Linked DNA regions of Homo sapiens: region 2 is linked to region 1. A link is an interaction called in ENCODE POLR2A ChIA-PET data of the cell type or tissue named here. Cell type or tissue: OCI-LY7. All regions are shown on one strand.

Region 1 (8,000 bases):
CAATTCATTAGAAAAACTGAAATTATGATATAGAAGGTACAACTGTAAAAAATACGAATGAGACTCTGAAATTATATTGGCCAGGTCACTTGTTAAAAATTACACCCCCCACACCAGTTGTGTTTATGCAGTTGCTTAAACTGGTAATTTTTAGGCTAAATACGATACCTTCATTATTAAAATTGCTACCAAAGTTCAGAAAGATTTGCCACTGAATGTTTTAATGTTTGCTCTATAATCAGCATGCTTTAGAAACCTTATGTAACCATTTTCATCTAAAAAGTCAGACTCAAGGATCATGCTTATTCCTTTCTCCATGGGCTAGAACTGGGAAGTGAGTAACTAGATTTGAGCAACTTCTTATCTAGGGGCTTTGGCTTATTTCCTCTTACTACAGTGAGAAAATTACAAGCAAATGTCTGCTAATGCTGGACTTTTTTAAACTATAAAAGAAAAAAAAAAAGATGATCCTCCCTAAAGAGCCAAAATCCTTTAATATCATCAAAACATCTTAAATACGAAGCCAGAAATTTAATAAAGGGATAAGAGAATTAAGGTGGTGAATATGGCACAATTAAATGTAAATCTTAGTAATATTTAATAAAACATATTATTCCTACTTAAAATTAAAAACCAAACAGATCAAGTCAGAATCCAAGATACCTAACCAGTAGACAAGCAAGAAATGACCTGACTCTTCACTGAAAGGCAACTAGAAATAAATAGTATAATGCAGATAGGTGTATTCTAAAACCACAAATGCATACCTTCATACATTAAAAAATTGTATGTGGCTTAAGATTTAGTGACTGGTATATTTTCACAGAAGCATATCCCCAGTGGAGGGTCAAAATATTTTTTTTGTTACCTTACTTTACAGTAAGAATGGAGCATAAGGTTGGCTCAGACCAATGATGTAAATACATACCAGTAGGTAATATATAGTTTAGTGGTCCATATTTTAATACATTTTATATTGTGCTGATTTCAGCTTGCAAGCCTATGAACAAAATTAAACTTCCTTTACTTGCGTCCTAACTTCAATACTTCTAATACAAAAGTATTTGTGGTAAACAAAAAAAAGCAGTATGTTCAATAGTGAACTTTTAGTTTCTTGTGTTTCTGAACCCCTCTTTTGAAAGATTTGTCTGTACATAAGATCTGTGGCCTAATTATTTTTATTGTGACTTAGAAAGTTTTGAGCCATAAGTACAAATTCTGAACCTTTTTTTAAAAAAGAACATAGTAAAAATTAAATGATTACAAGGTAAAATTTTAGCTGAAAAAAGTGGCAAATTCTCTGTGGTACTCTTTTTGAACACTATTTCTTTATATTCCTCCTTACAAAGTGTTTTAGAATGATACAGTGATTACAAACATACATATAAACAATGATAAAAGCATAACAATCATGAATAGTGTCTGTGTGAAACATCTGTGTTTTTCCTGTCCATTAAAATCCAGAGTCTAAAAGGAATTACTGTAGATATGTTTATTATTAAACCAACTCATTTCTAAACAGCATTAGCACATTGTCACTTTCCATTCAGTAAGAGGAAGTTTGAATCTTAATTAAAGTATACTTCCTTACCAGTTGTCAAAGGTGAGTAATGAGATGGATGAAAAACTAATAAATCTTGCTATTTTCTATAAACAAAACCAAATGCCAAACATTACACACCTTTCTGATTCTCCGTGAAGAAAGTCCTTTTATAATCCCATTGTGATCAAAATCAGAAACATTGATAGGATTCTCAGAGACTATAAACACATGACCTTATTTTGCAAACTATTCTCTTTACTGAGTGGGAAAGAAAGTAAGGGATTTTGCATATGACCAAATTCTACCACTCTTCCACTCTCATTCCTGGAAAATGGTTCTTGGACAGATAGCTCCTGATTTTGGAAATCACTTACCTTTGCTCTAAAATGATATACAGCATCTATTAGGCAATACGCTGCAAATGTTTCAAAGCATTCAGTCTTATTGTCACTGACTTAGAATGTCAAATCTTTAAAATTAGGTTGACTTCACATTTCTCCTACCTAGTTTCATTTCCTACCCTTCATGCTTTCAAGTCCTCAAGCATGAACGTGATGCTCTCCAATGGATTCCGTTAAACACTGCAATTTCACAGTTCCTTGTACAGCTGCTTATGCAGTTTGGATAATTAGTGTTGCATAAAGTGAAAACAAACAAAGATATCTCCCTCACTCACATATTATTCAAGGAAAGTCTACATAAAACTGCTGCAAGCAGGATACACACATTTTATTTCAATGCACTAAAATAATGCCATGTACATTAGAAAACACTCAGTTTTGCAAAGCCTAATTATTCAGTTTGTTCTTTTAGACTATTTGTCATGCCATTATTTCTTCACTATTTCATTACTCAAAATATCAGAAACTGGACAAAGACTAAAATCAAATCCCATTTTAAATTTTTCATTGATATAAGTAATAGAGCAGGAGTTTTACTGAGTAAATAGTTATAGGAAATCAGATCAATATCAATGAAGTATATCAGTGTTTTCCGTAAGTCCACAACATGTTTTCCTGAAGACTACCAGTAGGATTCCACTTGTCAAATTGCCTTCTTTTTGTTTCTATTCCTCTTGACTTAATATACAACTATCCCCTGGAAATACCTTTCTACAACCTCTGAGACACAGCACCTTTTGTATTACATGCTTTTACTGTATGCATCTCAACTTTCTCAATTGCAACAACACTATTTTCTAGCAATTATTTTGTAACACTGACTTCACTAACCTGAATCAAAATAATATAGCCTACCTATGCACCCCCATTAATATGATGCTTTAATTAAAACATAAAACTCATAAAGTGTCAAAAATAATTCCTTTTGTTATGACATGAGTTGGGATGGTGAGGAAGTCTCACAAAAACAAGGGATAAGGGATAATTTTTTAAAAATAACTTATACCTCTATTTTTGCCAGTTTAATATGTCTTAAGTAAAGCTCCAATCTCCTCTATTTACATACTTAACACTACTTTCATTGATTTTGCAGTGTTCTATACTGAATCTCCTTTCAAATACATGAGTTGGAAAAACAATACATTAGGTAAAAAAAATTGCAGTCTGTAATTTCATAATTTCAAGATAAAGCATTTAATTTTCTCACTTCATAAAGATCTTCTAAATTATGGTGTCTCTATGGAACCTCCCTTTATGACACACAGAAGCTGCCCTGCACCAGGTGAGAGAGCATGGCAGGCGGGGTGAACATTAGCCGTCCTCTTCTCAACTCCTCCTATACTATTGTGTGTCCCACCCTTATCAAAGAAGGCTATCTTTGGCTAATTCATCTTAAAAATTTGGTAGAACAAGGTAGAGAATAAGTGTATATCACCCATTCTTCATATGTATGCCTGGGTAATTTTGAAGGATATCATCTCCAGGTATATGAATTCCTTGAGGACTGAAACCTTGTTGGAAGTTCATACTACCCCTTAGTGGCTGGCACATTATGTTGTATATAATGACATTGGGCACTTAGAAAATAAGCTGGATGTTTGGACTTAGAATGAATAGAAAGATTTGAGTCTTTCCATGCCAATAGCATTCCCACAAACGTGGTGAACATTCCTAAAATCCACCAAATTTTCTGTGAGAAGTGTGGCAAGCACCAACCCCATGAAGTGACACAGGGCAAGAAGGGCAAGGATTTTCTGTATGCCCAGGGGAAGTGGTGTTATGACAGATAGCAGGGTGGCTCTGGTGGGCAGACTAAGCCAATTATCCAGAAAAAGCTAAAACTACAAAGAAGATTGTGCTAAGGCTTAGTGCATTAAGCCCAGACCAACCGCAGATCTAAGAGAATGCTAGCTATCAAAAGATGCAAGCATTTTGAACTGGAAGGTGGTAAGAAGAGACACGGCCAAGTAATACGGTTCTAAGTGTCTTTTTTTTTTTTTTTTTGAGACGAGTCTCGCTCTGTTGCCCAGGCTGGAGGGCAGTGGCAATCTCGGCTCACTGCAGCCTCTACTTCCCAGGGATTCAAGTGATTGTCTTGCTTCAGCCTCCCCAGTAGCTGGGATTACAGGTGCTCCCCACCACAATCGGCTAATTTTTGTACGTTTAGTAGAGACGGGGTTTCACAATGTTGGCCAGATTGGTCTCGAACTCCTGACCTCAGGTGATCTGCAAGCCTCAGCTTCCCAAAGTGTTGGGATTGCAGGCGTGAGCCATGGCGCCCAGCCCTAAGTGTCATCTTTTGTTTTATTATGAATAAAATAAAATCTTGAGTTTACATTCACACAAAAAAAGAAAGATTCACACAAAAAAAGAAAGCAAATCTAAAACACAAAATTTTAGGTTGTACCATCTGAAATACAACCACTACAGAATGAGATCTTTTAGGAATGTATATAAGAACACGCTACTAAACAAAATATTCATTTCATTAGATTTTTTAAAAATTTAAGTTTGGTATCTAAAAGCATATGGCCATTTTATAATCAAATACAGAAAGACAAATTTTAGTAACTTGAGAATGGCCACAAGGTTACTGAAGAACAAGAACTTAAAGCTATGGCTGAAGATGCCCATTTCAATATTACATCCACATTTTTTTCACTTACATGCAATTTCCCTCTCTTTAATAAAAATTAGAAAATGATATAATTGCACCAATGGGTTTGATATGGATCTGATCCAAATCAAGCTCTTTAAAAACAATTTTACAGATAATGTAAAAATAAGTTTTGCCTTTCTAACACCCTATGCCCTCTTCCAGATATTATCACTCTACATGCAATAAAAAAGCATATACATATATACATGTGTGTATGGATAGATACATGTATATAATTTGTATGCTTTTTTATATTTAAACATGTCTAGCCCTATTCACCCTATAAATCCCTTAATCTTAATGGGGGTGAGTAGCAAGAAATACTTAGCCTACAATATCTGCACTCCAGTGTTAGTGTGGTAGGCAGCATTTGATATGGTTCCCAATGATAACCCTTGTGTAGTCACCTCCCCTGAGTGTGGGTGGAGCATAGTGATTTGCCTCTGGCGAACCCAGTACAGCAAAGGGGATGGGATGTCAGTCGCTGATGTCACAGAAGACTGTGACTTCCATCTTCTGGTTCTCTCTTGCATTCTATGATGTTTCCAGACACTCTGTGCAAAGAACAGAGGCAAGCCTCCAGCCAGGAGCTCATGAAATCATGAACTGAGGCCTCAGTGCAATAGCTCATGAGGAAATGAATTATTTCAACAGCCAGGTGAGTGAGCTACTTGGGAAAATTTCCAGGAGAGCTTTGAGATGGTTGCATCCTTGATGGAGACCCAGAGCTTGAGGACCCACAGAAACTGCGAGATAATAAATGTTGGGTTATATAGTAATAGCTAACAAATGCACTGTTTAAAGAAATTCGCTCATTAAAAATTTCCATGGCAGTACCCTCCTTAAGTTAGAGGATGCTTCTCTTCATTTACATACAGAAAGTAGCTTCTTTTATCCAGAAAAAAAAAAAAGGAAAGATCTGGGTGCAAACATACTGTCAGATAGAAATAAAACCTACTGTTCAATACATCAGTAGGGTGACAATAGTTAACAATCTACTGTACATTTCAAAATAGCTAGAAGAGCATAACTAAAATGTTCCTAGCACAAAGAAAAGATAAATATTCAAGGTGATGAATATCCTGATTACCCCAATTTTATTTTTACACATGATGTGAATGGATCAAATTACCAAATGTACCCTGAAAATACGTGCATTTTGTATTGACAAAAAAATCTGTAGCAGAAGGTGTGTGTTTAATATTGCATTTCATTTACATATATCTAAGTAAAACAAGCTTACCGCCATTCTCTAATGAGTCTGCCAAGTAAGCTAACCAAACTCTATAAAAACAATTTTTTTCAAAATTACAAATTTTTGAAAACATATTTTATGACCTTTGTATTTTCCCAAAGAATGACTAAGTCTAAACAATAAAAGTCAAAACAATATTGAAAGTGAAAAATATCTGGTCTCATAAACATTCCCACATCAAAAAAGCCTGATTACTTTGAAGAGGGTATTATGGGTTTCTGTAAACAGATTTGGTGTTGCATGTTTGGTACGTCTGCCATATGATTCGGTGCCATGGAAAGTTTTGTGTGTTTAGTAAATAATTCCCATTTAAATTCCAAGTAATTGTTCATTGCAGAAAGTTGAACTTCTAAGTCTAACCTCACCCATGATTACCATAAAAAAAAACAGTGTTCTGCTAACCGACAGCATACACCCATTTGTTCTCCAAAGGATCATGCATACTTAAAGGATGATTCCTCTATCTAGTGGACACAGAGTAAATGCGGACCTTTGAGATGAAAAAATGGATGTCAGTGGTACCCTATACATTCAGATCTTTAGGACCAAAGCTGTAATAGAAAACTGTTCCTATATCATTATCAGTTGACCTAAGGTAATTACAAGGAGTTTCACAATCAAGAATGTTTCTTGGATGTCCTTTACAGTGCACAGAAAACCTTCAAAGCCCAGACAATAGAGAAGAACAATTGTACTTACGTCATCGAGTAGAGCAATATGGTTTATACTTGTGATACAAGACCAATACATACAGCTTTATATAATTTAATTTTGTTACCAAAAATATTTATTTTATTGTTCTATATCCTATTTTGGAGATTTTTATAATAATTCTCACAAATCTTTTACAAATTTTTTTTTAAAAAAACAAAAATGTAGAGAACTGCTTTGGTAACTTTCTTATTTGTATGTCTCCTAGATCTGCAGTCGTAGGAACAAAAGAAAACGTAGAATTCAGGCTAAGGGAGAGGGTAAGAGAGTGCCTCTGCTTTATCCCATGGCTTCTCCGTGGCTTGGTTTTTGCAGGTCTGCCAATTAGTGCCATCCTTTCCAATGTCCCCATCCAATTAAAATACTGACTAAGCTACATTGCTTTCAAAAGTTCTATTTCCCACTATATTATAAGTAAGTGAAATGACAGTTTAGTGGGGAAGAAATAAGAGAAAATGATGGGCTAAAACGATACACACTCCTTACCATGCTGCCACATTTAATATGCTCCTCAGCCTTCTTCTGATGGATCCTAACTCCCCCACTGTCTTCCACTGTACTTTGATCAAGACGTCTGACAAAAGAACAGTTCCCTCTCTGAACTCTACTAAAATATACACACCGTAATGAATAATTTCTCCAGGAAAAGAAAGGAAATAATAGTTCAGGTGAAGTTTGTGGTCACATATGGAAAGGAAAGAAAAACCAGGCTCAGTTCCAGAATGTCTGTGTGTCAGAGTGAGATATGTATGTATAACGCATCTCTGGACACAGCCAGCACCACCATCCTCTGTCTCCGCTTTCTCATCCAACATAGGCTTTAATGTGGAAGTTCTGACATCTGCATTTTACAAATGAAGAACCTGGGGCCTATAAAACTTACACTGCTTGTCCGAGGTGATATAACTAGTTTTTCCAGTGTGGAGGGCAACAGACACTAGCTCAGTGAAAGAAACAATCAGTTATAATAGTTTATGGGAAACTTTTAAACTTTGAACCTATGTGCTTCTATTGCTAAATCCCTAAGCATATAAAATGCACAGGTTAAAGATAAAACTGCTTACAGCACTTTAGATATTTTACAGGCTTTAAAATTTTTACTGTCACAGAAGTTCACATGCAAAATTGAAAAATATATAGTTGCAAATATTTGCATTAAAAAGTCATTATAGAGGTATTTTCACATTTCAACAAAATTAAGACTACACACTCTAAGCTATTGGCTTGAACTATTCATGCCAGAAACATTCTGTCTCTGTAAGTTCACTGCTAGATCATCAAATACAGATTTTTAGGTGATTAGTACAGGTTCCTCAAATATAATTTTGTATCATGGATCTTAATGATGACTTGCACAGCAAAGTTTGCTTAATAATGAAAAGTGAATAATATTTTACACATAGAATTATTTAAGATTATACTTTAAAGGGA
Region 2 (8,000 bases), 99 kb after region 1:
AAGATGGTTTTGACATTTAGAAACAAGATGTCTGTTCAATTAAGCCTGTACAGTGTAGTAAGAGACCAAGTTAATTAAAAGTAAATGGGGTCACAAATATGGTACAACTCTAAATTAAAGGGACTCAAGTTGTTATGCAGACTAGATGAAATCTCATCAAAATAAGAGGGTTTACTTGGGCCTGTCAAAGCAAGACTACTCCAGGAAAGCATGACAGCTGATCCCTACTCCCAGAACCAGTTCTGTACTCCTCAGTGCTTATCGCCCTGGTGGGGGTAGTGGGGTACCGTGGCCATTTTCTACCCTGCATGGTGTGTTGAAAGAAAAAAAAAACTGATATTATCTCCAGACCCCAGAAGAGCTAGCACAGGAAGGTGACATCAAGCCAGAATGTTTACCTTTTACTTTTACCAAAACGTATTTATAAAATACAAAATACAGACCAGCCTGGCCAACATAGTGACACCCCGTCTCTACTAAAAATACAAAAATCAGCCGTGCATGGTGGCAGGCACCTATAGTCCTAGCTATTTGGGAGGCTAAGGCAGGAGAATCACTTGAACCCAGGAGGCAGAGGTTGCAGTGAGCTGAGATCTTGCCACTGCACTCCAGCCTGGGTGACAGAGCAAGACTCCATCTCAAAAAAATTAATTAATTAAAGAAAATAAAATACAAAATAATCCTCCTAGGATTTCTGGTGGCAACTGAAATTCTACTACTGAAATTCTAGTACTACGTGCAGTCCTCAGAAATTTCAAGTCAGTCTTTAAACCAATGTGAAGTGAACTCCCTGACTTTTCAGGGGAAAGGGAAGGTGTATTGTTCCATGTTTCAGGATCTTCCTTCGCCTTACACTGTTACATGGTAATAAAATGCCTCAATTATGTCCAAATATGTCTTTTACTGTCAGATTTTTGAATCATGTTTCAAGTACATGGCCATGCCATCTGAGTCCAGTACCAGTTTAGCATAATTGTACTAGAACTTTTCAGATACATTTTTTTTTAAAAGGCAGCATCTTTGGAGTTAGTGTAGAATTAGGACACTAATTTCAAAGCATAAACTCCATTGTTGTGTAAAACAAATACTCTCATCATACAAAATAAGATCACAAAATTAAAGTAAAAGCCTAATGACAAATCTTACAATGTTATCAAAAGGGGTTAAATAATTAGCTATGAAAATACCAAAAAAAGAAGTCAAAGATGAGACAAGAGGCAGAAAGAGAAAATAGGGACCCTGAAAACAACAGCAATATTTGCATTCTAGCATCACCTCAGTTAACAGGGAAAAAAATGTGATACCAAAAAACAAACAAACAAAAAACGCTTATAACGTCTATCTGTAAGACATTTTCCCCAATCCAGAGCACGACAGGACTTTTAGGGTCCAAGCTCCCTTTGAAGCATGGCATTATTCAAATCTCATTCATAAGAGTAGAGCTCTCTACTTCCATTCCATGTGGAAAGTGATGCTATGATGCTGATTTCTAGTGGGGGGATCGCCCTTTCAGCATGTGTTTCCCAGGACTGCTACAGTGAATTACTACAAACTGGCAGACTTCAAACAACAGAAATTTGGCTGGGCGTGGTGGTGGTGGGTCACGCCTGTAATCCCAGCACTTTGGGAGGCCAAGACGGGCAGATCACAAAGTCAGGAGATCAAGACCATCCTGGCCAACATGGTGAAACCCCGTCTCTACTAAAAATACAAAAATTAGCTGAGTGTGGTGGCAAGCGCCTGTGGTGGCAAGCACCTGTAGTCCCAGCTACTCGGGAGACTGAGGCGGGAGAATTGCTTGAACCAGGGAGTCGGAGGTTGCAGTGAGCCAAGATTGTGCCACTGCACTCCAACCTGATGACAGAGCAAGACTCCGTCAAAAACAAACAAACAAAAAAATTTATATTCTCTCACAGTCTGGAGACTAGACATCCGAAATCAAGATACAAGTAGGACCCTCTGAAAGCTTTTGGGAAGAATTCTTTCCAGCCTCTTCCTAGCTTCTGGTGATGGCTGGCAACCCCTGCCATTCCTTGGCTTGCAGATGTGTCACTCCAATATCCACCTCCATCATCACATGGCCTTCTCCCTGTATCTGTGTCTCTTCTATTCTTGTACAGATATTAGTCATATTAGCTTTAGGGCCTACCCTATTCCAGCAGGACCTCGTCTTCACTTGATTACATCTGCAAAGACACTATTTCCAAATAAGGTCACATTCACAGGTGCCACGGATTAGGACTTGAACATACTTTTTTAGAGGACAGTTGAACCCACAACAATGTCCCTAAAAAGGGACTCACCAGTGGAACCAAGAGAAGCACTGTGTGGAAAGGCCAATCAGGTTAGCGTGCACTGATATTTGTTGCACATAAAAGGGGAGCAGAGCATCAAGATGTACCTGAGGACTAACACTCTTGCTGGAGAGAACAGAGAAATATAAACACCTCACCAAAAAGGAAACACTGAAGATGGAATGTAACATTCAGAGAGTAATGTGCTGCTTCCTTTTCATCCACAGATCTCAAGAGTGCTTTACAAACTTGATGAGGGCTCAGAACATGCAAAAGAGGTAAATAATCACAGCTCCAAAGATGTCAAAAGTGAGACCAGGGATTATTGACATGTCAGTAGCAATAAAACGCCTTAGAGTTTCCGCCTTTTTTCTTGGTCTTCAAATTAGGTCTGCCAGACAGCCAAAGGAGTTCTAAAGAAATGTGGGTCAGGACCTTTAATGAAACATCTAACTGGTAATTGCCAAAAATCCTCATAAATATCACTGAGCCATATATAGAAAAGGATGAATAAAATGTTTGCCTGCTGGGTTGATGATAGTTAACCCAGCAGAGGCAGACATTTTAGGTTGTCCTTAAATGAAGAGTAATATTGCATAAAATTTCTTTACCGCATAAATTTTCTCTACCAGGCAATACTTCAAACATGTCAATATTTTGGAGTCTTAGAATTCAACATTTTAAGTATTTAAGATTATCCTGAGACAATCTTAGCATGCAGTGAGGCTGATCATGTTACTGTGCAAAATAACTGATCAACTTACAGGGCTTTCTGTTTTAAAAATCAGTAAGGAAATATGCTTATAGACTCAATTAGAATGAATCTTTACTAATCAGATTTTGATGGATGTTTCATAAAGATTTCCAAAGACTGCAAGCAATATTTCAAAAGCAGCAATATGTATTTCAAGATTATGAAATAATCTTATTTCCAAATGTACTTATTTCTGATTTCCAGACTCCTATTTCCAAATGTCCTGTTCAATTCAACTAATGAAACAAAGAATCACACTCTAAACCATCCCTGGCCTTGATAAGAAGCTGCAGTATGATAGTGCCATTATCTTGTTTGCAATAAGTATTCTATTCCCTCCAAAAGAGGTTAGGCCAGGTGTGGTGGCTCACACCTGTAATCCCAGCACTTTGGGAGGCTGAGGCAGGCAGATAGCCTGAGGTCAGGAGTTCAAGACTAGGCTGGCCAACATGGTGAAACCCCGTCTCTACTAAAAATACAAAAATTAGCCGGGTGGTGGTAGGCACCTGTGATCCCAGCTACTTGGGAGGCTGGGACAGGAGAATTGCTTGAAATTTGGAGGTGGAGGTTACAATGAGACTGCACCATTGCCCTCCAGCCTGGGCCAGAAGAGTGAAACTCTGTCAAAAAAAAAAAAAAAAAAAAAAAAAAAGAAGCAAGTTAGCCATTAAAAGAACTGGGCCCTGCCACAGGAAACAGTCTAATTCCTCACAGTGGGACAGAAAGTGGATCCAGCTACCACCCCCACTGGGTTGGAACTGTTGCAGATATCCTTTTAACCCAGTTAAGTTGGAGCAACCACCCAGGGCCTGAAAGGAAATGTTGATACTGCAGGCAAAGTTGTAGCTTTAATCAAACTGAGTGAAGAAAAAAAAAAAAAAAAAAGGCTATTGATATGGTTTGGATCTGTGTCCCTGCCCAAATCTCATGGGGAATTGTAAGCTCTAACCATGGAGGTGAGACCTGGTGGGAGGTGACTGGATCGTGGGGGCAGATTTCCGCCTTGGAGCTGTTCTCCAAGTGAGTGAGGTCTCGAAGTGTCTCACTCCTCCTTTGCTTTCTGCCATAATTGGAAGCCTCCTGAGGCCTCTCCAGAAGCAGAAGCCACTATGCTTCCTATGCAGCCTGCAGAACCATGAGCCAATTAAACCTCATTCCTTTATAAATTACCAAGTCTCAGGTATTTCTTTATATTAGTGTGAGAACAGACTAATAAAGCTATCTACAGAGAGGAAGAAAAAGAAAAAAGTGAATAAACCAATCTCACAGGTTAAAATGAGATGTGTCTGAGTAAATTATCTCAAAGTGAATTTTCTTGAAGCCAAGCAATAGAAGGGATACTACACATTGATGGTTCAGTAAACCCGTGAGACTCCCTTAACTCCTACTCAATGCACTACTGGTTTTAAATGTACACACACGCAAACACATGAAAGCACAGAAAAGAACCCAAGCAAGGTATCATCCCTCTTACCTTCCAGAGGTCAGGTGATCCTTCTACAAGTTTGGCTTTAGTGCAACAGTATTTTAGGGCCAATTGCAAACACTCAGTTCCAAATTCCAAGTCATAGTCACTACACTGGTGTGGAAACAACAACAACAACAATTAAGCTAAAATGCGATTTTAAGTAAAACCAAGCCTTTTATTTCATAATCCATTGCAAACAAAGGAAGGGCCTAGGGGGCTCAAACTATTTAATCAGCTACTGACTGAGTTATAACATCCCCATTAGCTAAAAGCAAAACAGGGAATAGGAATACTGCAACCATCACGTGAAGCAAAACAAATAGTGAATAGGAATAGTGCAATCATATGAGTTTTGAGATTCCTCAGTAGTTCTAGGCGTAAAAAAATGTAATACTTTGTTTCCTTTGCTTATAAGTTACCTTTCCAAACATGTTTATAAAATGCCTGAAGGTATGGCTGAGGATTATCATATCTTAACTGTTGATAAATATATATCTACAAAATCTAAATCTCATATCTTGTATTTATATCAGGACATTTGCAGGTCATAGTTCTCTTGTTTTAGTAATTAAAATATCAATATATCTTTTAATTATTTACATTTTGTTTATAAACATGGAAAATTTAGTCTTTCATTGTGCGAAAAACTGTAAACATATCTCATAAATTCAGTAAAAATAAAACATTTTTTGGCATTTTAAGCAGAGCCACTAAAATAACCAAGTAATAATACAATTCAGCTGAACAGTACTCAGGGTACCTATCCTGTCTCCAAGTTCTATTTTAAGTACCAGATATATAAAGGTAAATGACACATGTATTATGCCCTCAAGGAACTCAGGTCTAGAAGGGGAGGCTGGCATCTAACAAGCAGTTTGTAACAGAACCTGATAGATGCAGCACTAGAAGAATGTCTAGAGGTAGCTCAGTGGATAAAACACTTAATTCTATGTGACGGCATCAGGAAGGCCTATCAGAGGAAATGGCTTGATCTCCAACAGCAGAATAAAATTGAACAAGGAGGATTATGTTTAAATCAAAAGGTGCTTTGCAAAGTTACGGAGGTTTGAGACATTTGGTAGACTAATTTTTTTTCTTCTTTTTTTTTTGAGACAGAGTTCTTGCTCTGTCTCCCAGACTGGAGCCACCATGCCCAGCTGAGACTTATTTTAGAAAGCATATCCATGTAAGGATTGCACAAGGCAACAAATATGAATATGGCATCAAGCACCCCTTGCCAAAGCTATTTTATTATCCTTACATGGAAGCTACTGAAAGAATATAAAACCTCTGGGACCCACAGTCACAAAAGGAGTTCATAAACATGTGCAGTCTCCTCTCTTGTGATCTCCTATTGGGTGCCCATAACTAATATTATTTGAAGGAGATTCTCATTAGATGTATATTCTAAATTCAAGTCAATCGCTAAATAAAATTAAGTTTAAAAAATCAATAGTGGTGATAAAATGAAATCATAAAACATAGTATATTAATCCAAAGGCCAACAGAAAAGTGAGAAAAAGAACCAAGAACAGGTGGAACAAATACAAAGCAAGTAGCAAGATGATTTTAGACAAGAAAGTTAATGAACGAGAGAGGGTATTGCACAAAATGTTTTGACACTTGTGATTCACCATGGGGGGGTTATAGTTATAATGATATCATTGATCACATGAGAAACACACACGCAAACAGACAGACACTGAAAACCATCTGCCTCCCTAGACTTGGCCCCCCGAAAACAGTGTCTAACAGCCTTCTGCCAAGGCAAAAGCCCTAAGGACACTTATCAGAGATCCCCCAAAAAGCAAGGTCCAGCCCAGTTATGCTATAGAGAAACACACAGTCAACACGCCCCAAGTAGAAAACTCACCAAGTCTAACCAGTCCCCAGCTAAACATGAGCAGAAAACCCATATTTAACTGTCACCCAAGGAAAGATTGTAATGTGAAAGATCAAAATGGCAAAAATAAAGCACTCGAGAAAATCGAAACTGCAATTTTTTAAAAACTATTAATAGATCTAGGAAGATAAAGAATTTTAAATCAGGTGACGGGGTAATATTTAAAAAGGCAGAAAAGGAAAGAGTCGTGTGACTCATCGACAAAGTCAAATACCCAAATAAAAATATTGAAATTTCAGGAAAAACAGAAAAAGATAGACGAAAACAACCAAATAATTCAGATATTCCAAAGATGAACAACATTGAATTTCCAGATTAAGAGAAATTATAGAGTATGGAAGCTAAGGGGTGAAAGTATGCCAAGCCCACTTAACGAAAACTATCTTACAAACAAGATGTAATCCAAATGAGTTGGGACTTCATAGAAACAATACAACTTAGAACAAAGAAGCAAATTAATCACAATTCTTGGGGTAATGATTTTAAACATAGAATTCTACTCCCAGGAGAGCTATCAAGTTTGAGGGCAGAATATGAACTTTTCCTCACATTCAAAGTATCAAAAGAATTTTATTATCCATGCATTGTTTTCTTTCCTACACTTTTTAAGACTTTAAATATTAGGTTCATAGCAAAATGGAGCAAAAGGCAAAGATTTCCATATACCCTCAAGCTCCCACATATACACGACCTCTCCTACTATTGAAACCTTGTAAACATAGTGGTATGTGTATTAGCATCAATAAACCTACATTGACACATCATTATCATTCAAAGCCCGTAGTTTAATTACGACCCATGCATTGTATTATACATTCTATGAGTTTTCACAAATGTACAATGATATACGTCCATCACTGTAGTTATTGTACAGAGTAGTTTCACACGACAGTGAAATTTATCTGTGTACTATCTATACATACCTCCGGCCCCCACAACCCCTTGCAACCACTCATCCTTTTAATGCCTCCATAATTTGTCTTTTCCAGAAATAAATAGCTGTAATCATAGAATATTTAGCTGTTTTACATTGTATTCTCTCACACCAAAATATGCATTTAATTTCCCTTTTGGTGACTTTATAGCTAATTTCTTTTTAGGAGTGAATAATATTTCATCATCTTGATGTACCACAGTTTGTTTATCCCCTCATCTAAGCTATTTATGTTGGTTCCAGTTTTGGCAATTATGACTAAAGCTGCTATAAACATTCACGTGCAGGGTTTTAATGTGGACATAACTCATTTGGGTCTTATGGTAAGAGTATGTTTTGTAAGATGCTGCCAAACTGTCTTCTAAAGTGACTGTCACTTTGCATTTGCATTTTAAGTTTTACATTTAGGTCTGATCCATTTTGAGTTAATGGTTGTGACAGGTTGAAAGTGTGTGCCTAGATTTATTTTTGGCATGTGGTTGTCTAGTTGTTCCAACAACATTTGGTTGAAAAGACAGCAAATCTTTGCTATATTGTATATTGCCTTTGCTTTTCTGCCAAAGACCAATTGATTACATTTATGTGATTCTGTTTCTGGGGTCTTTATTTCATTCCATAGATCCATTTATCTATTCTTTAAGCCAGCA

Evidence for each region. Peaks named below come from ENCODE experiments on the same cell type or tissue, not always from the same donor. Only the 100,000 strongest peaks of a DNase experiment are listed, where the experiment ranks them.
Region 2: POLR2A ChIA-PET joins it to region 1 with 10 read pairs; 2 of 35 experiments call an interaction of 5 or more read pairs at or near these places.

Annotation. Positions count from the first base shown.
Region 1 is chr7:16,205,343-16,213,342 of GRCh38, forward strand. The region is part of intron 9 of CRPPA (CDP-L-ribitol pyrophosphorylase A); the gene reads right to left. It overlaps CRPPA-AS1 (CRPPA antisense RNA 1), which reads left to right and starts at 5,144. Exons shown (of 5, transcript NR_038947.1): 1 at 5,144-5,261. It also overlaps the pseudogene RPL36AP29. In OCI-LY7, no CTCF peak of the experiment used is centred here; no DNase peak of the experiment used is centred here.
Region 2 is chr7:16,304,001-16,312,000 of GRCh38, forward strand. CRPPA (CDP-L-ribitol pyrophosphorylase A) reads right to left here. Exons shown (of 10, transcript NM_001101426.4): 4 at 4,523-4,627. Among named protein-coding and RNA genes, the nearest start is that of CRPPA-AS1, 98 kb to the left of the region's middle. In OCI-LY7, no CTCF peak of the experiment used is centred here; no DNase peak of the experiment used is centred here.